Regions from separate parts of the Mus musculus genome. Here all the other regions are linked to region 1. A link is a loop called in an ENCODE intact Hi-C map of the cell type or tissue named here. Cell type or tissue: heart. All regions are shown on one strand.

Evidence for each region. A loop is a pair of places that touch in the nucleus more often than their neighbours do. Peaks named below come from ENCODE experiments on the same cell type or tissue, not always from the same donor. Only the 100,000 strongest peaks of a DNase experiment are listed, where the experiment ranks them.
Region 2: a loop joins it to region 1, with 10 times the contacts of the local background. A loop is called at or near these places in 12 of 42 quality-filtered maps.
Region 3: it touches region 1 in a loop (3-fold over the local background); 2 of 42 quality-filtered maps call a loop at or near these places.

The regions. Positions count from the first base shown.
Region 1 is chr5:91,856,901-91,864,900 of GRCm38, forward strand. Gm36357 (a long non-coding RNA gene) reads left to right here and starts at 4,841. Exons shown (of 3, transcript XR_389335.3): 1 at 4,841-4,997. In heart, a CTCF peak has its summit at 4,711; no DNase peak of the experiment used is centred here.
Region 2 is chr5:91,460,837-91,468,836 of GRCm38, forward strand. No RefSeq gene overlaps it. Among named protein-coding and RNA genes, the nearest start is that of Gm42110, 15 kb to the left of the region's middle. In heart, a CTCF peak has its summit at 4,464 (motif pointing right); no DNase peak of the experiment used is centred here.
Region 3 is chr5:91,642,723-91,650,722 of GRCm38, forward strand. No RefSeq gene overlaps it. Among named protein-coding and RNA genes, the nearest start is that of Gm36222, 62 kb to the right of the region's middle. In heart, no CTCF peak of the experiment used is centred here; no DNase peak of the experiment used is centred here.

The DNA.
Region 1 (8,000 bases):
AAGTCCTGTTTGTTGGTGTTGTATGTTCCAGTAGATGTTTAAATGTACCCTAGTCATTTCTCTGTCCTATTTTAACATGTTTTGTGAAGGTATATCTGACAAGGCATCTCTCAGACCTGTTGGATGTTATGATTGACTTCAACTGAGAAGAAAAAGAAAGGAAAAGAAGAGAAAAGAGAAGAAAGAACGAGCTGTCATTCACCTTACTCTAGTCATCTTGTGGTAGCACCTCATTCTGCAATTCCTCCCTCAACAGTGAAGGTTGAACACTTCTTGGTGTTTGGTCATCTACACCCCAGGTCACGACACCAAAGCCACAGCTTCAATTCCATTTGTTTGGTTGAATACTAAGGTCAAAACTAAACGTTAGCTGGATTAGTAAGTTTGAAGCCTAATGAAACAATTACAAAAATCAAAAGACAAAGTTAAAAACTAAAAACGCTGATCTATCCATCGGACCATCTTCCATTGAGCATCATTTACATACCAGATAACATTCAGGTCATGAAGACAACCAACAAGAAGACTCTGTCTTCACAGATCTTTCAGTTTTTAGATCATTGTAAAGTTTTTGACAATATCATTCTTGTATAAAATGCAGTGTGGTTATATTCATCCTGACCACTGAGTCTTAGACCCCACCTCCACTAACCCTCTTTTTCTTTCCAGTTAGTCCTCCTCCTACCTTGTAGAGTTTCCTTCCTTCTTTCCTTCCTTCCTTCCTTCCTTCCTTCCTTCCTTCCTTCCTTCCTTCCTTTTTCTCTTTCTTTCTCCCTTTTTCCCTTGCTTCCTTCCTCTTTTCCTTTCCTTTCTTCCTTCCTTCCTTTCTTTCTTTCTTTCTTTCTTTCTTTCTTTCTTTCTCTCTTTCTTTCTTTCTTCCTTTCTCTCCTTCTCTCTTTCTCTCTGGCTCCACATAGACAGTCACAGCTGCTATGTGTTCACAATTGCAATGACCATATCATACCCTGAAGACAGTTTCCCAACACACTACTCTTCTTCCTTCAGCTCCCAAGTCCTTCCATCCTCTCTTCTACATGAGTGAGTGAAACAGATGTCTCGTTTGGAGCCAAGTTCTCAACAATAACTTATTTTTTATACATGGGCTAGTTGTGAGTAGCTGTTGTGACCATTTCTGACTGCCAAAAAGGCTGAGAGTAGCAGTGGTCTGCACAAATAAATACAAATATTAAGGCATTTAATCATACTTTCATTTAGCAAAACACCAGTAGATTCTTCCACAAAGCCTGTGACCTTCCTAACAGTATGATTCTGATCAGTTTTACAGTGCTGGGCATCCATTTCCTCCCATAGAACAGGCCTCAAACCCAATTAGGAAGTGGGTAGCTACCCCAAAAACATTCACACCACCAGTGAGCATATCTTGCCAGGCAGCTCATTATTGTAACAGGTTAGGTCTATAGTATGGTATGATCACTACCGACTTCTCCCACAGCAGCCTGCATAGCATGATCAGCTATAAGTGCAAGCCAGTAGAAAGGAGCTTTCTGCTTTGTTGCATCTTAATTTCATTCTGTCCTATGTCCAGTGTGTGTAATTTCTGCAGCAACAGGCTCTTACTGTCTATTCCTGGGGGCAGTGACAATAGCCTATGTTGTTTGTGGGACAACTAGACAACAACTCATAGGGAGGTGTCCTATATCTAGCACTGGAATTTTGGGTTGAAATATGATTTCTGGGAGCAGAGTTGCTTTTATGACGATCATAGATGCTGGTGAAGACGTGAAAAACAAGGAGCCCTTATTTGCTATTGAGTGGAGTGTAACCTGCCTGGTACAGTAACTTTGGAAGTCATTATGGGGGGTTCTCAAAAAGTTAACGATAGAGATGCCATATGACCCAGTTATACCATTCTCAGGCAAACACCCGAAGTTCTCTATCTTGTACATTCGAGTTTGTCACTGCTATGTTCACAATAGCTAAAAGATGGAATCAGCCATGAAGTTCACCAACAGATGAATAGAAAATAAAAATGTGGCATTCTAAATGTAAAATTCAATTCTGTGAACTTTATAGGAAAATGAATAGAACTGGAAAATATTACACGGAGTGAGGCGACCCAGGACCAGAGAGACTATCATGCTATGTTCTCTCTCTCATGTGCAGACTTTAAACTTGACATTTTAGATAGCTGTGATTAAGTTGGAGTAAGTGCCTTAAAGACCATGTAGCAAGAATGGAGCCATGGGATGGGGGTGGGGTGGGGGGTGGAGGGGAAGGGAGGGGCAATGAATTCTGAGGGAGAGTGAGTGGTAGGGTTGGTCAGCCAAAACAGAGCAAATGAAAAAGCCACATGGGGGCTGGTGAGATGGCTCAGTGGGTAAGAGCACCCGACTGCTCTTCCGAAGGTCCGAAGTTCAAATCCCAGCAACCACATGGTGGCTCACAACCACCTGTAATGAGATCTGATGACCTTTTCTGGTGCATCTGAAGATAGCTACAGTGTACTTACATATAATAAATAAATAAATAAATAAATAAATAAATAAATCTTTAAAAAAAAAAAGAAAGAAAGAAAAAGCCACATGGAAATCTACTACTGTAATCAGAATTTTGTTTTTTTTTAATACAGAAATATTATAAGAACATGTGTCTGTTTTAATCCCAGGCATAGGATAGGGGCTGCTTCAGATTGTCCACAGCAGCTGACTGTGATTGCCTTGTGCTCTAGCAGAGGCATGGTTTTGCCAGCTGCAGATAGTTTATGTGAGTGTGAGGCATTTGGAATCCCGAGGAATCTTCAGAAGGTATATAAATGCTAGAGCCCTGAGAGGTGGTGGGTTGCTGGTTGTTGGTTGGTTGCTGTTGGTTGGTGTTGGATGCAGTTTGTTAAGTAGTCAGGAGTAAAGAAGAAATGGGAAGAAAATGAAATTAGATACTCTGATGGTGAAGATCAAGGAACTGGACAGCCCTAGTCAGAAGGAATTAGTCTAATGGTCACATCTTTCCCCCTCTATCTTTTTCCCTCTCCCATCTAGTGTTAGGGGATTGAAGAAGGATGAAGAAGGATGAAGAAAGGTGGAAGGAAGAAGAATCCACAGAGTAGCCAAAAGTTTGGCTACATACTAATTTTGTGCTAACTAAAAACATGATCTTTTCCTCCAATGGAGTTTCTATTTTGATTTAAAGAAGAGCCAGAAACATATACTAAGAGTATGTGTTTATGGGATCAGGAGATGGCTCAGTCATTAATATGAGCCATAAACTTCATCTTTCAAACATCTTGAACCTTTGTCATATTCAATCAGAGACTGCATAACATAGACATCCATTCTTCCCTTTTAAACTCTGCATTCTTTCTCATAGCCAAGAATGTCCAATGCAATGAAGTGAAGCAGCCATCTTGCCTCCAAAAACGATGATGTCTGTGTGCTCAGAATTATAGGATACTAAGATGAAAGAAGCCAGGACCCTAAATGCCAACTCTAGATTCACTTTTATACACTTTTAAATTCATAACTTAAAAAATAAAATACTTACATAAATCATACTTCATTGTGATTCCTGTTACTCATCGATGAGTAAAATCTTATCTGGTACATTTAATATGTAAACCCCAACTAGACCTAATTCTATCTAATCCCTCTAATCCAGCTTGAAATAAAAGCATCAGATAGGCAAAGAAACACCAATTTGTTCTATGTGTGGAATAAAGACAGACTATTCTGAAAGCAAACTTGTCATGGATCTTAAGTCTGAAACTACAAATGGCTGGGGACAGCTGGATCAACACAGCTGAAGAACAAATTCAGTAATGAGATAGAATCCTTCTCGGCCACACTGAAGTACAGAGCCTGCACACAGCTGTGCTGGTCCCCTCTGCTGTAATAACATATCACCTGAACCGAGGTGTCTTCAACAGAGAAATGTGTTGCCACTGGCTGAACTAGACATTGGGATGCAATGACAGAGCTGGACCCTTCTGAGGGTTGTGAGGGAGATTCTCTCATCTGGCTTGTTTCCTGGCAACCCTTGACCTTCCTTGGCTGGTAGGTACATCACTCTCATCCTATTTCTGTGTCCCTATGGCTCTCTCCCTGTGTTGTGTCAATGCTCAAACGCTTTAAATATGAAGAGTAGATCTTGCCATGAACAGAGCAAGCCAGATGAGAAACACCATCCAGCAGTCATCTCCCTATGATATTCATAGCTACTCACATTCCGACCTAACTTCCTAAGAGCAAAAGAAAATAGATGTGACAGCAGGGCCTAGTTTTCTTTAATACAGTGAAAGAAAAAAAAAGATACATTAATGGAAGAAGTTTGCAGTTTGGGGCCAACAGTCTTCCTCAACAGCAGGCAGCCATGTGATCCTTGAACTTGACTATTCGCTGTACCATTCTTGGTAGGATGTAGGCTCCAGGTGTGAGCCAGTGCTCCAGCACTACAGACCGGGAAGTCTCCTGTCCATCCCCTGCCTGTTCCCCACCAAAGAAGCATAACACAAAGAAAACCATTGCTTGGGGGAAGAGAAGTGTCAAATCATCTATAGGACTTTGAGGCTGGTCTCTGCCTGGTGTGGAGCAGAGTTGGAATGCCACCCTATTCTAACCACAGCCCAGTGACTGCAGAAGAGAGAGGTAGGATGACACTGGCCTAGGGTAGAAGCTTGTGGGATAGAGCACTCTCATCATTCTTTCTAAACACTACAAGAGCAGAGTTAGGGCAAACCTGAGCTTAAGTCACCCTCTAGTGCTGAAACAGCAACAGTAAACCAGAGGCAGAGGAGGTGAGCAGCTGAGGAAACACTAGCTCTAGCTGCAGCTCCTGGGCGGGGCCTGGTTAGTTCCAGCCAGTCAGAGCAATCCCGTACTCTTGCTGGAGGATGGCTCAGACATAGGTGCCTAAGGTATTCCAGCTGAGACGTGAGGAGACATTTGTCACTAATGTGGAAGAACACCCTCCTTATTCTCTTGAGACTCCTGTCTTCCTCTCATTGGATGTGAGTAGGAAAACAGATGCAAGAGGCACAGACACAGGTAAGACGGAACCTGATCCCCACGGCTTCGTTAACCAGGGCTTCCAAGATAATCAAGGCCTGCTGAAAGGCCACCTGAGAAGACGTTGGCAGCAATCCCAGTGGTGGCAGAAGCCAGTGCCACGTTGGACACACTGTAAGTCTGTGGATTCTTCATGCCTTCAGTACTTCCTAGGGGGGGATAAGAGGATTGAATCTGAGGTCCAAATCCAGCTCAGCACGCATGTGATGGGACCCCAGACCCTGCTGTTTACGCTCTGCTTCCGGCTTTTTTCACATCCAAAAGCTAAGCTAAGTGCTGTGAACTTCTGTCTAGTGACAGTATCAGTCCCTCCTGAGAAACCCCGGTGGAGAAGGTCTGTAAAGGGAGTTGGCTTTGTCTATCGTGGTCTTTATCCAATGATCTGCAGGACTTTGGCTGAGATGTCCCTTGTGCCTGTGACTAACAGAAGCCAGCAGTGCTCCTATTATCTACAACCCTATAGCAGTGCTGTCATCAAGATGAAGTGACTTGGTGTGACATAGAGTCAGCCCTGGGTAGAGGTTAGGTCTTGTTCCACACTTGGTGCCTGTCACCATGCCCTCACCCTGACACAGCTATCTACTTCCTGTATTGCTCAGATCTGTGGTTCAGCTAGCAGCAGCAGCTCCGATTTAGGCTGCTTCGTGTCTTTAACTTGCCTGGCTCTAGAATGTACCATTCACAGGCCTGAACCTTAATAAGTGTCAGCTGAGCCATGTGGCAGTTAATAAACTACTTCTATAGATTCCATTACCTGCTCAGAAGAACTGCAGAATCTCACCTCGAATGGAGCATGGATATGGGCCACAGTGACTCCCATCTTTACGTGTGCAGTCTAGATTGGTCTTTTTGATCTCTTAACCTAGTTTAAATATCAAACTTTGAAGTGCTTAAGTAATGTAAATAAGTCTTTGTTCCCCCCCTACTCCAACACCCCCCCAAACTTTTGAAATCCACACCTTCATTAAGTGGAAGCCTTTTAAAACACACTTTGTGGGATAGAGAGATGGTTTGGTTGTTAAGAACACTGACTGCTTTTCCAGAGGACCCAGGTTCTCAATTTCAAACACCCACCACCATCTGTAACTCCAGTTCCAGGGAATCCAACTCCCTCTTGTGGCCTCCACAGGCATTGGGCGTGCGTGTGGTGCACAAACACACACGTAAAACATCATACACATAAGACAAAAGAAACATTTAGAACATAACATAGTGTGATGATTAGAGTTTTTTCCCTCAACTTGAGACAAGCTAAAATCATCTGGGAAGAGCAAACTAGAATTGAGGGGCTGCCTCCCTCAGATTGGGACACTGCCTCCACCAGACTGTAGACAAGTCCGTGGCAGCCTTTCCTTGATTAACAATCGATGGTGGGAGGACCCAGCTCATTTGGGCAGTGAAAGTCTTGGTCAGAGGGCTCTGAGTTATGTAAAAAAGCAGGCTGAGCAAGCCACGATGAGCAAGTCTGTAAGCAGCACTCCTCCCTGGTCTCTGTGTCAGTCCTGCCTCCAGTGCCCTGCCTTAGGCTCCTGCCACAACTTCCCTCAGTGGCAGATTGTTGTAAAATGGGAGCTGGAAGATGCAATAAACCCTTTCTTCCCCAAGTTGCATTTAATCATGATGTTTATCACAGCAGTAGAAGGTAAGTAAGAATATATGTAAATTATTTTGCTCTTAGGGAAAAGACACATTGACTCTTTGGGTGATATTATTAAAAACAAAAATAATAACAAATACATACAAGATACTTAGGCTATATCAGGGTAGCTTCCAAGTAGTTTATATACAGTAAGCTTTTAACACTTGCAAGAGTTATATAATACATGTTTTATAAAAATAACATACAAAATATTTTGCCCATTTGATGGATAACACTGGAAAACAGAGAGGCCAAAAGGCTTGCCTCAGCATGGTGGTAGAGCTTGGATTTGGTTGTAGGCCATTTGGTTTCAGAGTTTACTGATACACCAATTACATAGCGTGCTGTGAAAAGTCTATTGGTGAGTAGACATTTGATACAAAGGCTGGTCCGTTTAGCAACATATCAATGTGTTCTCTCTAGTTCCAACTTTCCCCTGTGGTGGGCCAAATCCTGCCTGTGTACCAACGATTGATACTCAGAGCCAAAATAAATCAGTGCAATAACTGGATTGGGATTAGGAAGAAGACAGCTCTGAAGAGAAGTACTAAAGAAAGCAAACTCACAAAGGAGATATTTCTGATCTACTATGTCTGAGACACCCAGTGGTAAGACACCCTGAACCTTGCATAGGCCTTTATGAGCAGGTCCCTGTGAAAAAAAGGCTGCAAGAAGACTTAGACCAGACCCAGTTCACAACATCCACATGAAATGATACCACTACCATACCACAGCCCCCTCCTGGGAGTCTCAGAAAACAAGGGTAAGAGAATTTCCTCCAGTGTGAAATTCCAAAGCAGCATGATTGTTTGCAAAAGTGGCCTGAGGTGTGGATTAAACAGGTCCTTAGTTATCCACTAATGGTTTAACTGGGTTCTTATAGGCCTAAAGGCAACAAGGGTAAAAGCTGATTTGTAAAAAGTCTATAGGTGAATCTATGGACACAAAACAGGGGTGTTGTGCCTCATCGGATGCTCACAGCAAATTACCTACTTCAAAGGCGGAGCCAAGAGCCAGATGGACAGGATGATGCATCTGATGGATTCCCAGCTCTCCTCTGTCCATCATCTAAGTGACATGACAGCTCCTGATCCACGTGCCTCTGGTACCAAGGATGGCAGCTCTGTAGGGCCAGGACATCAGTCCCTTACCACTCAGTCTAATCCAGTCAGTGTCACTGCTCAGTACTAACCACACCAGATCAAGAAACCAGTGCGGAGCCCTCAATATTGTGCAGTTCCTTCCAAAGGAACAGCATTGATCTTTGTAAAAATCAATACTATTTTATACCTCCATCCCTTTCTGCTTGCCTCTGTCATATGTGATATCAGTAGGCTAATAAG
Region 2 (8,000 bases), 400 kb before region 1:
ATTCTTCGTCCACAAGCCCATCCATCCTCCCTCTGACTTTGAAAAGCCAAGGTGGTCTAGCCTTAACCTGCCACAGGCAGCGAAGTGCTCAGCACTTGATAAACCTGTCATGTTGTCTTCCACAGAAAAGCAATTTTAGTAGTGAAAAGAAAGAGCCAATAACTCTCCCAAGTGTATCCAATTCTACAGCTTCTTGCTAAGTACTGCATTACTCTACCTTCATCTGGCATTATTCAGTCTAGTATCTCCCTCGGCTTGCTAGTACCTGGTAATATTTATGGAGCACCAACCTGCAATGGATGCTAAGCTGAAGTATTTCTGGCTCTGTATTCATTCATTCTTCACAGTTGATGCATGAGATGGTGAACACCGTTAAAATGAGTGAACTTTCCATGGTGGGAACAGGAAGAAAGGTTGATTTACTATAGCGAAGAGAAGAGATTTGGATCTAAGAGTACCATTGCCTACTGCATCTGTATCGCAACTGTTTAAATGATCCCAAGCTCATGTGCCAATCCCTAGATTCAAGGTGCTTTTTATCTCTAGCCTTGGTCTCATTGCAAGAAAATCCTTCAGGGTCTCTTGTGTTGTTCAGTTTTTAAGAGTACTCTCATGTTTGAGTATTGAGTTTGGGTTTTCTACACTCCATTCACCTTACTCTTAAAAACTCTGGCTGATTCTCAGCCTCCAACACCACTCCTGATAACATAAACAAAACACTGCACATTAGCATCTGAAGGCTCCAGCCCTTCATCTGGCCCTTGCCCCTCCATGGGTTTATTAGGAATCAAACCAGGACTGTCCTGAACAGGTACAACCTACAGCCCCACAAGAAAAGGTCAAAGGTAAAATAGAGCAAATATAAAGAATAATTTATACTTCTGTTCCTCCATTTTTAATAATTGCATTTTAAAGTTAGTGATGGAAACGCTGTTTTCATGTCAAAGCATCCATCATACCCAGTCACGAGTCTCCTTTATTTCCATTACAACATCCTCTGAAACTGTCCTTCTGTGCGCATGTGTACATTGAAGATAAGGGCACAAAGTGACACTTGCCAGGATTTAGTAGGTTCCACACTGGGCTGTTGAAATGGATCGTTGTGTTGTCATGAAAAGCAAACATTTTAGTACAATTTATTAGATTCATTTTTTTATTTTATCTTATGCTATGTGTACTTTGCCTACACGCATGAGCATATCTACTGTCCACAGAGGTCTGAAAAGGGTGTCGGGTTCCCTGTAGCTTTCCACCATATATATAGGTGTTGAGCCCCTATCCTCTACAAGAGCAGCAGTACTCTTGAGCACTCAGCCATCTCTCCAGCCCCATCAGACTTGTTAACTTTTAACAAACCAGTGGGTACAATTATTCACATTTTTCAAAGGCCAATTTGCCAATTTAAATCAATTGAAAATGTCTTTATTTAACTCTTTTCTCTCATGCATAAATCAATAAGGAACTTATTGATGTATACATAATTATGTAGCATGAGTATGTGGGGAAATTGCTAATACATACTGGGCAGCACAGGCAAGCATCACAAAGGGATTGCCTGCATTGACCTAAAGATGCATTTGTAGTCCTCCTACTCTGTGTCAGAGCACTCGCCCTTGCCTAAGGTCCCTTCATGTAACTGTTTTAGAACTTTTGAAACACTTTTTCTTTTTAAAACACACTATCTCAAAATAACAACAAAAATCAATGTCTTCTTTATTTATATATTGTAAATACATTTTAGGAAAAACATGTTCCTAGGACCCTCTGTTTCTACCCACCTCAGCAATTTATAACATCTCAAAGAGCATGAGAATCTTAAGTGGTTTACACAAGCTGAGAAAGGCTAGATTAAAGCAATACTTTGCAACATTAATGTTTGTTCCTTTAAATGTCTGGGATAGTACATTAGCTAAAAGCAAATATTATAAAATGCAAATAAAATAGATCACTAAGAATCAAACTTCATCAGGGTTCTCCAGCCAGCTGTTAATTTTGATCCAACCAGAACTTTCCATCCTTGGGGTGTAGTAGTTAATGAGGGCTGAAGTCTGGCTGTAGTTATGACTACAACCAGAGGATACACTGGAGGGGTCCTGACAGATGAGGACTCTCAGGGATCTTCATGAGAGGGAGAAAAATAACAGGAAACAAATGTAAATACAAACTAAAGAGTCTGCTAAAATCCCTAACGGTAAGAAAGCCTGTCACTGTCCTAAGCTACATTGTCACAGCTATGGCTGGACACTGTGGTGATTTTAGTTGAAATTGAGGGAAACAAAACAAGAAAACACTCTATAGATAAAAAGTTTTAGCACACATAGTATTCTATTGTTAAATTTCACTTTATAAGTCTTGATAGATAGTACATGATCAGGCCCATTTATCTTTTCTTTTTTTTTTTAATTAGTTATTTTCCTCGTTTACATTTTCAATGCTATCCCAAAAGTCCCTCATACCCACCCCCCCAACCCCTTACCCACCCACTCCCCCTTTTTGGCCCTGGGGTTCCCCTGTACTGGGGCATATAAAGTTTGCAAGTCCAATGGGCCTCTCTTTGCAGTGATGGCCGACTAGGCCATCTTTTGATACATATGCAGCTAGAGTCAAGAGCTCCAGGATACTGGTTAGTTCATAATGTTGTTCCACCTATAGGGTTGCAGTTCCCTTTAGCTCCTTGGGTAATTTCTCTAGCTCCTCCATTGGGGGCCGTGTGATCCATCCAATAGCTGACTGTGATCATCCACTTCTGTGTTTGCTAGGCCCCGACATAGTCTCACAAGAGACAGCTATATCTGGGTCCTTTCAGCAAAATCTTGCTAGTGTATGCAATGGTGTCAGCATTTGGAAACTGATTATAGGATGGATCCCTATCTTTTCATGTTGGCTAACGTTCACCACTTAGATATTTTTACGACTTTGAAGATGGAAAATAGTCATGTGGAGGCTGCTGCTGCTCTGAATTCAGCAGAAGTTATTCAATGCCAAGCTTGGACAATGTGTTTCCACCCAGAGCTGGAAACCTCTGTTTACCAGTCCCTATGCAATGCCTGTGCATGGGGAACCAGGAACTTCTCTGCAATAGTTGCCACTGTTTTGCTGACCAACTGACTAAATGAAAAAGCCAGTATCATTTCACTGGGACAAGCTCAACCTGCGGATTGGGCTAGCAGGGACTGATCTTCCTCTTGGAGTAGCCGCCTGGTGTTCATAGGGTTGACATGTTAAAACAGAATAAGCATTCTGTAAGAATCATGCCTGAGAGTATTAAGCAAATCAATGTGAGAGCTGCAAAGCATTATGCGGCCCCTTCCAGGTAGGTGTGGCCAGCCACCAGGCTGCTCTGGGTACCCTAGGCAGCTGCTTCCAGGTCTTCAGAAAACAAAAACAAAACAAAAACAAAAACAAAACAAACAAACAAAAAACTGTGAGCTGAATTCACCTTTCTTTTTTGAGGCTAAAGGACCAGTGAAGCAGGTGAGGTGATCTATTTATACATTTGCATTGTTTGAAATGGTCAGATCTATGTCCCAGAAGTACTGGAAGAGATGGGGGGTCTTCAATGCTAAAATACAGTTCTGCTTACTGAACCTTATGCACAGTGATTCAGTTCACACCTCCCTCCTCATCCTAACCAACGCATGGAAGAAAAGCCTAACTCAAATTAATTGGAGAAATTAATGAATCTTTGGGGCCACGTAAGAAATAGCATGCTTTGATGCAGCCACGAGACCCATTAGCTGCCTAAAGAAGCAGCTGTGTGTGTGAGCTTCCCAGATTATTCCTGCCTCAGAACAGCAAAGCCATTGTTCGTGACCTTTTGCACCAATAGACTATATTGGTATGTCTATGCGCCAGTTTCAGGGGAAAGGTTGCAATGGACTCATAACTTTCAAAAGAAAATGTGACTGAACTCTCCCATGCAGTTAATGATGCACATAAAATATTTACCATTTTGGGTTCCTTTGATTTGCTTTCAAAAACTGTTAGATATATGCCCTGAAAAGAGGGGAATATACAGAAACCCTACAGTAAAACTGTGGAGTCACTTGCTTTTGCATTAGCTGTATACACTTCATGTGGATTATAAACATCTCTCTGTGTCATTATGCATGTTTTAAAAGCAGAGTGTTCTGGAACATCGACTTTAAGAATCTGTATTTTTAAACATGTGGGGTGTTCCAAATTCGTGGGTATAAATAACACTGAGAAACATGCTTATACATAAATCTGTCTGCATGTTTCCTTGAGACACATTTAGAAAAGCCGAAGTGCTCAGTCAAAATATCCTATTTTTAAATCTTTCGAGAAGTATAGTAAAATCCCAGCAGGCACTTTGATTTATATAACAACAGAAAATGAAAAATAAATACCCATGCTTTGGAGTATTTGCTGGCAAGAGCAACATACAATGTGGCCCACTCTTCCCTGGGATAAAATTCTTCACTGTCCAGGCAGTGGCTGATCCTGTGTGACCACCAGGTGTCAGTCTAAAACAGAACAAGCTGAACTACACCTAAGAAGGGAGGTTCTCTAAGGCTTAAAGACCTCCACATCCTGTTTTTTCCCCAGGTTAATAGGGGATTGGGGCCTTATTAAAAATTCAAAATAAAGAAATAGATGATTACAGACAGACAGACAGGCAGGCAAGCAGACAGGCAGGCAGCAAGCAGGTAGGTAGGTTGATTCATAGTTACCCTCTGCAGGTTCTCAAGTTTATAAATGATCATGAGACACAACTAAGGCAACGAAATGAAAACCAAGTCCGCTGAAATGCTGAATGGGCTCTCATGAAAGTCTCTGATAGCTTGAAACTTCATCTTGGCAAGAATATTATAAGGAGGTTCTTATTCTGTGAAGGTCCAACTCTAAAGTTCAGTACATCCTTCAGAACCAACCAAGAATTATAGATGTAAACTAAGACATCCAAGGACATTTTTAGGTGACACTTTTAGGGAAACAGCAAGAGAGAGAGACAGAGACAGAGAGACAGAGACAGAGAGAGACAGAGAGAGAGACAGAGAGAGGGACAGAGAGAGGAACAGAGAGAGACAGAGAGAGAGAGATACACCCGCACGTACTGCATCTTTGCATTCCTGACGCAGTAATAATGATTAAGTCAGCAGAATCTCTGGAGCTGGGGGTGAGGATGGGGAATGCAGCCTTGATGACGAGCATATTGATTGACTCTCAGAGCAGGAATGAGCATGATGAACTCAGTGGAATCAGAATGTAAGAGCCAAGAACATAAGAAAATATCAAAAGATTTCCACACCATGGTTCTACAAGCACTTAAGGAAAGCAGCTGGTGAGAAGATTTCTTTAAATCACTTCTGGATGCCCAGATTTTAGTAACTAAAGTCTACATCTACTTTAGTAACTGAACTGACATCTACTTCAAACTTTTCCCCAATTTCCCTCTTTCTTTTCTTGACTGTGTACTATTTCATTCTCTGACCTTTGCTCTCTACCTCTTTCCTAGACCCGAATCACACAAGATGCTGGGAATTTCATGACAAAATTTGTTTACCAGGATGATTTAACAGAACCTTATAACCTGAATGGCCTAAATCATAAAAGACTATTTTCATATAGCTCCAGAGGATGGAAGTCTAAGGTCAGGTGTTCATAGATTTGGGTTGCCCAGAGACCTCTCTTCCTGGTCTGTAAGTGACCATCTGCCTTCTCTGCCATGCATTCACATGGCCTCTGCCTGTGCAGTTATATCACAAGTGTCCAGCTCCCTCTTCTAAGGACATTAAGTTGAATTAGGGTTCATTCTGACAGACTTGTTTGAATTCCATCATCACTTTAAGAACTCTGTCCCCAAAGTCAGTCATGTTCTGAGGTACTGGGATATAAAGCTTCAACATGTAAATTGTTAGGGAACAGGATTCGTTTGCTCTTTCAGAAGCTGGATAAAGGCTTTGGTAATGAGAGCAGAGAGGACTCAGAGCACTTTGTGGAGGAGAGTGTGTGAGGGGCAGACTGAGGGAAATACAGCAGCTCTGGGAGGAGTGGACATGAATAGAGCACTGGTAAATACACCTACTTTGCCAGCTTACTAAAAAATTATTTACTCGAGAATGAATGTTTTCTGCCTTTAGTTGTAGGAAAGAGTGGAATGCAGGAATACCAGCCTGGTAGGCAAATAAAAATGAACATAAAATAAATATTCAGGGACAAAGTCTTTCACTAGTACAAGGCTGTGACTCAGATGCCACAAATCCATTGTGGTCCCCAAACCAAAAAAATAGAAGACACTGAAAGGCATAAAAGTCAAACTGTCCCTGGGCATGATGGCGCACATCTGCAGTCGCAGCACTTCATCAGAAGCAGAGGCAAGCAGATTTCTAATTCTGAGGCCAGCACTGTCTACATAATGACACCCTTAAACAACAACACCAACATTCTGTTGTGTTCAGTATGAAAGTTGTCCTGCATTGTGTTCGCTGAGGTGCATTTACTCAGTGACATAAGGAGACAGAAATAACTGCACTTTTCCACAGAGGGAAATAAATTAACTCTCGAGAGTCTTCCTAGCCTCCTTTAATCTATTCTTGTTCTGTTAGGGGAAAAAAAAGATAACTGATCAAATATGCATATTTGTTCAGGAAAAATGCTAACAAGGTAATGAAAGAGAGAAAGAGTGGGTCTTTACTCCGAAAAGCTACCTGTCATTGCTCTTATGTTTATCAGCATTTGCTAAGATTTATTTTTATTTTTAAAATATATTTGAATTTTTTTATGATATATTTTGGCCACATTTCCCCTCTCACGATGTCTCACAGTTCCTATTTATCTCCCTATTCACACAAATTCATATCTCCCTCTCCCTCTCCCTCTCCCTCTCCCTCTCCCTCTCCCTCTCCCTCTCCTTCTCCCTCTTCCTCTTCCTCTTCCTCTCTTATACAGACACACCACCACAACAACAAAACAAACAAACACAACAAAAAGCTTATAGAACAAACACACAAAAACAAAACCCCGTGCAGTTCACTTTGGATTGGACAACTACTGCTGGGCCCAGAGCCTGACCTAGAGTGAGGTTGATACACCCAGTGACACTCCATTGGAGAAAAGTGATTTTCCCTTTGCCATCAGGAATTAACTGTAAATAGCTTCTTGGTTATGGGTCAGAGTCTGTGTCTACTCCTCCTGTCAGTGCCTGGACCCCATCTGGCTTGTGCGTGCTGCCACAGTCTTTGTGAGTTCATATGTATTCACAGAAGCTTCACCCCTACTGACTAATATCCATTATGGTGTTGTAAGCTTCTCTGCATGCTACTAGAGGAGGAAGATAAGCATTAATATTACCCAGCTACAAATCTCATGTCCTCTAACAGTGATCAGCCTGCCTGCAAGATATATTGATGCAAACACGGCACAAATCTTATAGATGTAACCAACTGCTTTCTGGTTGAATTTAATACCCACTCCACGAAATGGAAGTCTGTCAGATTCTGCTAAAGAGACCAAGAACCTGAAATGAGATAGGTCGTGGGCCTAGGGAAAATAATAGCTAATTATTGATCACTTCCATAATACCATTCAGCATTTGAAATGTTGTTCAAATGCATTGTGCCTCTTGAGGCTCATAATGATTGAGGCAATTGAATTCTCTGGTTAACACATACATTAGAACAAATTAAGAGCTTGGATGTATTAGAATATAATTGGGAGTCAAAATCTTTAATGCACTTGCTCCAAATGACACTGATAAATGGAGATACCAACAGCTGAAACACGTGTTTTACATTAAAACCCATTTTTCTTTTTACTCCACTACCATTTATACATTTCTGCAATGTCTTGCCAGTCTTTGTAGGTACTGTGAACACAAAGATGCACACACCTTCATTTTTGCCTTTACAATTCATCTAGTGAACAGTGATGATATGAGAAAAGCCACAGAAGTTTAGAATTATAGTGGTAAGTTGTGAAGATGCAGATCAAAGATGTGCACAGGCATTGTTTAATGATATGAAGATTTACTTTACCTG
Region 3 (8,000 bases), 210 kb before region 1:
GGAAGTGATAAAAGAAGTAGCCATTGGTCTGGAAGAGAAAAAGCCATTGGTCCAGAAGTAATACACTCATTGGTTTAGGTTTTTTAAAAATATATATATCCAAGTTTTAAAATACCCACGCCCAGGGGAAGAAGGAGAAGAAACTGTGGTCAGGATGTACTATATGTAAGAAATTGGTTCATTAATTAAAGACAGGAATCCCATTGGTGCCCATGATATTCACTGTTCTCAGCTCCCTGCACCATTTGGTTCTGCTTGCTTTACACAAAAGCTGGGAGATGATCCCCAGTATTCTAGAGGAGGCTTATCAGAGGAAGGTTAGATAAACTATCATCCCAGCCATGATAGCAATCCTTGAGACTACTGGAGACATACATCTTGCCTGTCCTCAGCCACCAGTTCTAAAGCCTTTCACCTGCTGTCTTGGTAGCTAGACTGAGGTGCCATTCACTGGTAACATGGACTTCTGAGCTCATGGTTACTACCCCTCTCCATATGCTGTGAACCTGGGCAAACACTTACCACCCAACCAGAGTGGATCACCCGATAGGTGTCTGTTACTCCTGCCCATGGAGTGACAGCTTTCTTTGTCCCCTGCTTTCAGGGTACAGCTTTTGAAGCCACTGAGCAGCAGTCCTGCATTAGTAAATCCTAACTGTGTTACTGAATGGGACCTGTAGTTGCAGGAAAGTATCAGTTTCCTAACAAGTTTACTGGGTTGGTAGCAAGCAAATTCATTACCATTTTCTGACTCATTACCATGGATCAGATTATTGCACATTTTAAAAACATATTACAATACAATGTTCACTGACTGGGGCTGAATAGTGATTCTAGAGTGTAGTGTTCCATCCCCCCAGGACACCTACTTATAGACAGCACCTTGGCAAAAACTTCAACTGAATATATTTGGCTGCACTTTTCCACTACCTGCTGGATACCAAAGTGCATGAAGGACCAGTGGCCACCATGATGATGTGCCTACCGTTGCACCCGATTTGCTACAAGTCTTTTGTTCCATTGCAGTTCTGGGTAGAACCCCATGCCACAGATCAAATTCTCTCTGAACTCTTGGTTGGTGATATTGGCATCACCCTAAAGGTAGAAAACATCCTACATTTGAGGTAGGTGTCAAACCTAGTGTCAAAGGAATCTCACAGCCCGACTTTTCTGCAGACCCTTTTCTGCCTTAGGCCCACAGACATTTACAATCTTAGGTATCACTCAGTAGCAACTCCATACTTTGAAGATTACGTTCCAGTGTCCCACAGGCCATTTAGCTAAAAGTGTCATCGTGCTGTAGGCCCTGAGGGTTTGCTCTCTACCCTCTAGAGCACGTGATCTTAATAGTCTGTTGTTATACTAAAAGTTACCACAAATTTAGCTTAAAGCAATACCCACGCATTACTTCACAGCTCTATCCATCAGAATTTCAAAGAGGTTAATCTGGATTCCCCGTTTAAAATCTCACCGGGTCACAAAGTGTCAGCTGTTCACTGTCCAGTTTACATCTTAAGGATGCTTCACAGTTCTGCCATCACCATGAACCATGACCTTGCTATGTTTCATGGAGCATCAGGAGATTTTATTGCTGCCGAGTTTTTAAAGTATCGCTTGAACATGAGATGCTAAGTCACACTAGCTGTGCTTACAGCCTTCACTATGCCTTCTCAAATCAAAATCTGTGAACCATATGCCCACCAACTGGTCCCTTCCACTACCTGAAACGCATGCATTCAGCACCATTCATCTGAGATATTTAATATATATTTCTACCTATGTAATGATTTACAAAGCCATTCACTAAGTGAGCAAAGATTTCCTAGGACAAGGGGTTTCAGGACTATTTTTTTTTTAAGTTTTCAAGCAATTTTAAGCTAATCTAGCCTGATAAGTGTCAGAATCCAGTTTAAACTGAATTGCAGTGGTCCTGCCCCATGCAAAGCACTGTATTTTCTATGAACCTAAACTTGTGGTAACTGCCCACCACATCATATTTCCTTGATATTGGGTAATACACAAAAGAACTATTTCAAAAGAAATTAACCATTTACCTCCAAACATGATAGTCATCATTAACACCATGATTAAATTTATGATATTAATATGATTTCTATACCCTTTTGTCATAGGTAGCAATACTTCAATTGATCCACCTACTTCAGTAAGTTTCTTACTATATGGAAAGCCTGATATTTTACTTACTTTTGGCAGATGGATTTGTTCTCTACAGAGGTTACTTATGGATCAAATTGCTACCTATTTCCAATTCCCTCTTCCTCCTCTATTTCCGAACTTCCTGTTTCAGAGCGACATTGTGATACTCAGAAAAAGACTAACTTCTGTCATGTGAGAATCATCATTTGTCTGTGAAGAGCCACTAGGAAGTCTCCTCAGGAGAATAATGAGTTCACCCTTCCCTCTTCCAACAGTGGATTAAGACTGTGATGGCTGCTGTACCAGCAGCCATCTTGGCTATGAAGTAACTGTGAAGACAAAAGTGAAGATGGCTTCACAATGAGAAAGAAATCTATTGTTCTAATGGCGTCTTGTAGCCCTGTGTCAACACTTGCTAAACCGCCTGCTCCCAGACTTGAGAAGAACAGTGAATCATTTATTCAAGTTACAGTCATTTGAGGATTAGTTTCTTCTGTGTACCTGAAGTTTTTGTTACTGAGAACTTTGTAAAAGATTATATTTAGGAAAATGTGCAAAAACAACAATGGCCTTGTGCCCATAGTTAATGCCATTTATGGTGGTTTGAATAACGATGGCCCCATAGACCCATAGGGAGGGGCACTATTAGGAGATGTGGCCTTGTTAGAGTAGGTGTGGTCTTGTTGGAGGAAGCACTTCACTAGGAGGTGGGTTTTGAGCTCTAAATTGCTCCAGCTAGGTCAATATGACATTAACTTCCTGCTGTCTGCCAATCCAGATGTAGAACTCTCAGCTTCCTCTCTAGCACCATGTCTGCCTGCACAGAACCATTTCCCACCACGACAACAAGGGACTAAATCTCTGAAACTATAAGACATCCCCAAATAAATGTTCTTCTTTCTAAGAGTTGCCATAGTCATGTGTTTTACAACAAGAAAATCCTAAGGTAGCAGTTTACAACAGGCAACAAGCTAGTAAAGAAATTTAAGTTGCTAGTCCAGTAACACTCAAAGTCCTATTATTTATTGTTATATTTTCTAATACTATCTTTGGGTATGTGTGAAGTCTCATTAAACTCAAAGAGTTATTTGCCCCAAATCATGTAACTTCCCAGTGTATATTCATTGTACTGACAGTCCATATTGTGGAAGTTTGCTCATGCATTCTAAATTATAAAATTTATCTAATCACTGTTATTTCATTTTTCACTTCAAAACTGTTAAGTCTTGGGGTCATTTTAATGAAATTGGAAACTCATGTGATGAGTAGAATTAATATAAATAAACAAACATACATATAGGCATGTAATGAAAAAGGAGGCCATGAATTTGGAAAGAGAACAAGGTAGAGGATATGGGAGCATGCAAAGCATGAAAAGGGATGGGGGGTGGTGCGATGATACCATCATTTCAAAAACTAAGATGGATCATTGAGAAATAACAAATATAAATCATGACACCAAGGAGATATAATGGTAGCAATGAATTATGAAGAAATATTCAAAGCCCAAGACTTCCTATGTACAATTGTCTATAATGACCTCACCTCCAGTACAAGTAGATGGAAATGTAATGTAGGTGGAGAGCCTATAAGTCTCAGAACTGCAAAGAAAAATAATTAGGTATCCAAAGACATATCTGCATGGAGGCTAGGCTAAGCTAAGCTAACCTGTAAACTACTTAGGATTATGACAAAGCATGACTGTAAAATGTTCACCACAAACTGGGGGTTAAAATAACATTAACATACATGCATGCATGCATACATGCATACATACATACATACATACCTATGTAAAATAAGCAGAAAGTAACTGCTAAATTTTTGCAAGAATTGAATGCAAGAGTTCAGTTGAAATAAAATACCATATATAGATAGAGGAGGAGAGGAAAGTTATCTTGAAGAATTAAGAGCTGAGCCTGGAGTGTGGGCCTCTCATTACCTACCCAACATAAAGATATACAGAGCACTGTGGAAAGGAAGGGATGTCTGACATTTAAAGGGATCTTGCCTCTGTCATTCCATCTCATTCCTTAGGTAGCCTGGGAGTAAAATCTGTCACTGCCTGCAGCAATGACTGGGCTTTCTGAGACCCAAAGCTGATTGGAGCAGAGTGGTAGAGATGGGCCAAACACCTCACCTAAGTGATCCTTTAACACACAAATACCTCAAGTGCATTTGGCTTGTTACAAACAAAACAGAATTTATCTTCTAATGAAAACATGTGAAATCTATTTACAAAATGGTTGTTTCTTTTTCCGGTATTATATACATGTATGAAGTCATCAAGAGAATAAAAACATAATTTACAAACTATTTTTAAGAGATTTGAGAAGTGATTAGGTCATGGGGAATGGAACCCTCAAGAACTAGATTAGGGCTCTTATGAAAGCATCCTAGAGAAGAATTCCAGAGAGGTTTCTGGCACAAACAGGACCACTGTCTTTGAGGAAGGCTCTCACTAGGAGCTAAATTTGCTTTTACCTACAGCTCAGACTTCACAAGTTGCCAGAACTGTGAAAAATACATTTCAATTATTTATGAGCCACCAGTCTATTGACCTTCGCTCTATTGCCTGAATGGAAGAAGACTCCAGCTAAGGTTTAATAAGGAAAAGAGAGTCCTGGTAAGCTGGGCCATGGCATTAATGTAAGTCAGTGAGCATGGATCCCACTGGGTCACTGAGGTCCTAAATACAATGGTTATCAGGGGTACATGGAGATGCTAAGTACCTTCATCTCCCTGAACATCTCACCCTTACGTAATCACAAAGACCATTTTATTTCCTTTGCTCTCTATATTCTCTAACACCTCATCCTGTTGGAGATTTCAGCTTCTTAAAGTGAGAGCTAAGCGTCTCTGTTCTGTGAACTGGGACTGTTAGACTACCGAGTAAATGTTCAGAGTCCCTTGAATCTCCTCTGCTGAAAACAAACACCTGCTCACTTCTCTAGCCTTATGAAATCCTAGAAGGCCCATAAGTGACAATATCTTCACCTTGCCATCCTGGGTTTTTTGCCTCTCCCCAAGAATAAGCCATGGTATTCCCTGGGATCCAAAATTATTGATCAGTGCTGTCATCCATCAGCCCAGACTCATCATGCTTTAAATCCTTTAAGAACAGAGGCCCCTCCCCTTTCCCACTGATCAGAAAGATGGCAGATATGATAACCTCTGCAATCTTGATATAAGCCCGGCCACAGCCGTGCTGTAAGCCTTGCAAAAGGGAGGTAAGCCAGATTCATAAAGAAACGGTTAAGGACTTGGCCTTAAGAACTCCAAAAACCTTAACATATAACTTCTCCTAAATAATTTAGAAGTTGTGCTTATTAGTTGAATCTTTAGCCACAGTACTCCAGGATGCCTCAGACTTGAAAGGCACCAGACTTGAAAAGATTCTGTCATCAGTATCCTAAGGGGCTCCAGGAAGAGATGGCAAGAGAAACCACTCTCTATTTTCAAGAAACTTAGAATCTAGGAGAAGGGGCAACTAACCAACAAATGAATAAAGTATGATAAGGGCCAGTGTGTGCCTGAATTTAAGTTACAGATCATGACACATAAAGGCTCCCCTTTCTATTTGTAAGAAAAAGAACATTTGATGCCATTACAAGACCTTTCCTTTTGAGTCTGAGGCACTGACCCCTTTAGAATACTTTACATAACTCTGGACATTTTAAAATCATAATTGAAAACTAATGTTTGGCATTTCTTGAGGGGTAGGGAATAGATTAAATTAAAGCCAAAAGGAGTCAACTATAAAATGGATTTTTTGGTATGCTTGCCTGTTCTATCAATCTGGTAATACTTAAATATTTCCTAGAATTCTCATGAGCAAATATTCCATATAAAAAATTAATAAAATGGAATCACAGCATTGAACATGGCTGAGGAAGTGTCTCTGGAGTAGGATGTGGAGTATTTGGGTTAAATGCTAAGGAGTTGTATAGCTAAACTAGATGGCAGATTTAGTTTTAGTTTCCAAGGGTTCTTCAAACTGATTTCCAGAGTGCTGGGCCAATTTGGAATCCCACTGACTGAAAATAAGGGTTCTCTTCCCCATATCCTCGCCAGCCTTGGTAGTCTATAGTTTAGTTGATTTACCACTCTGACTCAGGTAAAATGAAATCTCGAAGTCATTGTGATTTGCATTTCCCTAACAGCTGAGGAAGCTGAACTTTTAACTTTTATTTTATTTCTAGATACTTCTCATTCCTTCTTTTGAGAACTCTGTTAGTTCTATAGCCTGTTTTCTGAATGGGTTTGCTTGGGGGCGAGGGGTTGTTTTGGTATTTTTTATCCTTTGAGTTTTTTTTCATGTGTGTGTGTGTGTGTGTGTACGTGTGTGTGTATTTGCTATTAATCCTCTGTCAAGTGTATTGCTAGCAAAGATTCCCATTCTGTTAGTTTACTCTGATTGCTGTTGCTGCTGTTTTAATGAGGTCCCACATATCAATTATTGGCCTTAATTCTTGAGCAAATCAGGACCTAGTCAGGAAGTTCTTTCCTACACATCTATGATGTAAGATTCAGTTTGTGTTTTCTTCTAGCCAGTTCAGTGCTTCAGGTTTAGGTCTTTGATCCATTTTAAGTTACTTTTATGCAAGTGGGAGATACAGGTCTAATTTTATTCTTCTGCATGTGGATATCCAGTTTTTCTAGCATCATTTGTTGAGGATGCTTTCCTTTCCCCACCATATGTTCTTGGCGTCTTTGTCTTTATAAAATATCATGTGAATGTAGCTATGTGTTCTTATGTTTGGCTGCTCTACTCACAATAGTTAGGGAATGGACACAACCTAAATGTCATTCAACTGACAAATGAATGATGGAAATGTGGTACATTTATTTTATGGGATACTATTTCAGGTGTACAGAAAAATTAATGCATAAAATTTGCAGATAGATGGGTGCGTCTAGAAAAGATAATGTTGAGTGAGATAAACCAGACCCAGAAAGACAAATGTCACTTGTTCTTTCTCATCTGTGGCTACTAACTCCAAATCTTCAGATATGAATATATAACCTGGAGTAACCACAGAAACCAAGAGAATAAAAAAGGGACTGTGGGACCCTAGACAAAGAACTAGAGGCAACCAAAGAATGCTGAGGGCAGGAGAAATGGTCTTACCCAGGGGAAAGCCCACCAGCTTATTAGCCAACCAAGTTGTGAGCCCTGAAATCATATACATTCAAGTAACATTATATGGGCTGAACAGATTACATTAATATATTTATCAATATAATATATATTGAAATTTTTAAAAAATTAGGCCATGAGCATGAGGGGAGGGGGAGATTGAAGTGAAAAGAGAGAAGAAATTATGTAATTATATTTTATTTCAAAAGCTAAAATAAAATATTTAACAAATAGATTGTGCATGGAGGCTAGAGATGGCCCACCAGCCATTATTCTCTGACTGTCACTGTGCTTGGCTACGGTGACAAGGACCCGGCCAGTGGGATGCACATTGCCACTCACTGCTGTCCAAGCTCAAGCTCTCCTTCCTGATGGCTCCTTCTGCTGTTCCATGGATGGATGCATGGCTGGGAAGCCAAGCAAGCAGCAGTTTCCTACTGACCTTCTCAGCTCTCAGTCATTCTCACAAGGGTGGCTGGATGGACCTGGCTTTCAGATAAACTGTGCTTAACGCGCCCTTCAGATCTTCATTTCTCTAGCCTCTCGCGATGCACACAGCTTATTATTTTTAATAACAAATCCCATACCCATAGCTCAGAGAGATCAGCTTCCTGGTTCACTTGTGAAGCTCTAAGCTATTGAAAAGGGTCATTCTGGGTCAGACATGAAGGATACAGACTGCTCTTCCAAAGGACCCAAGTTT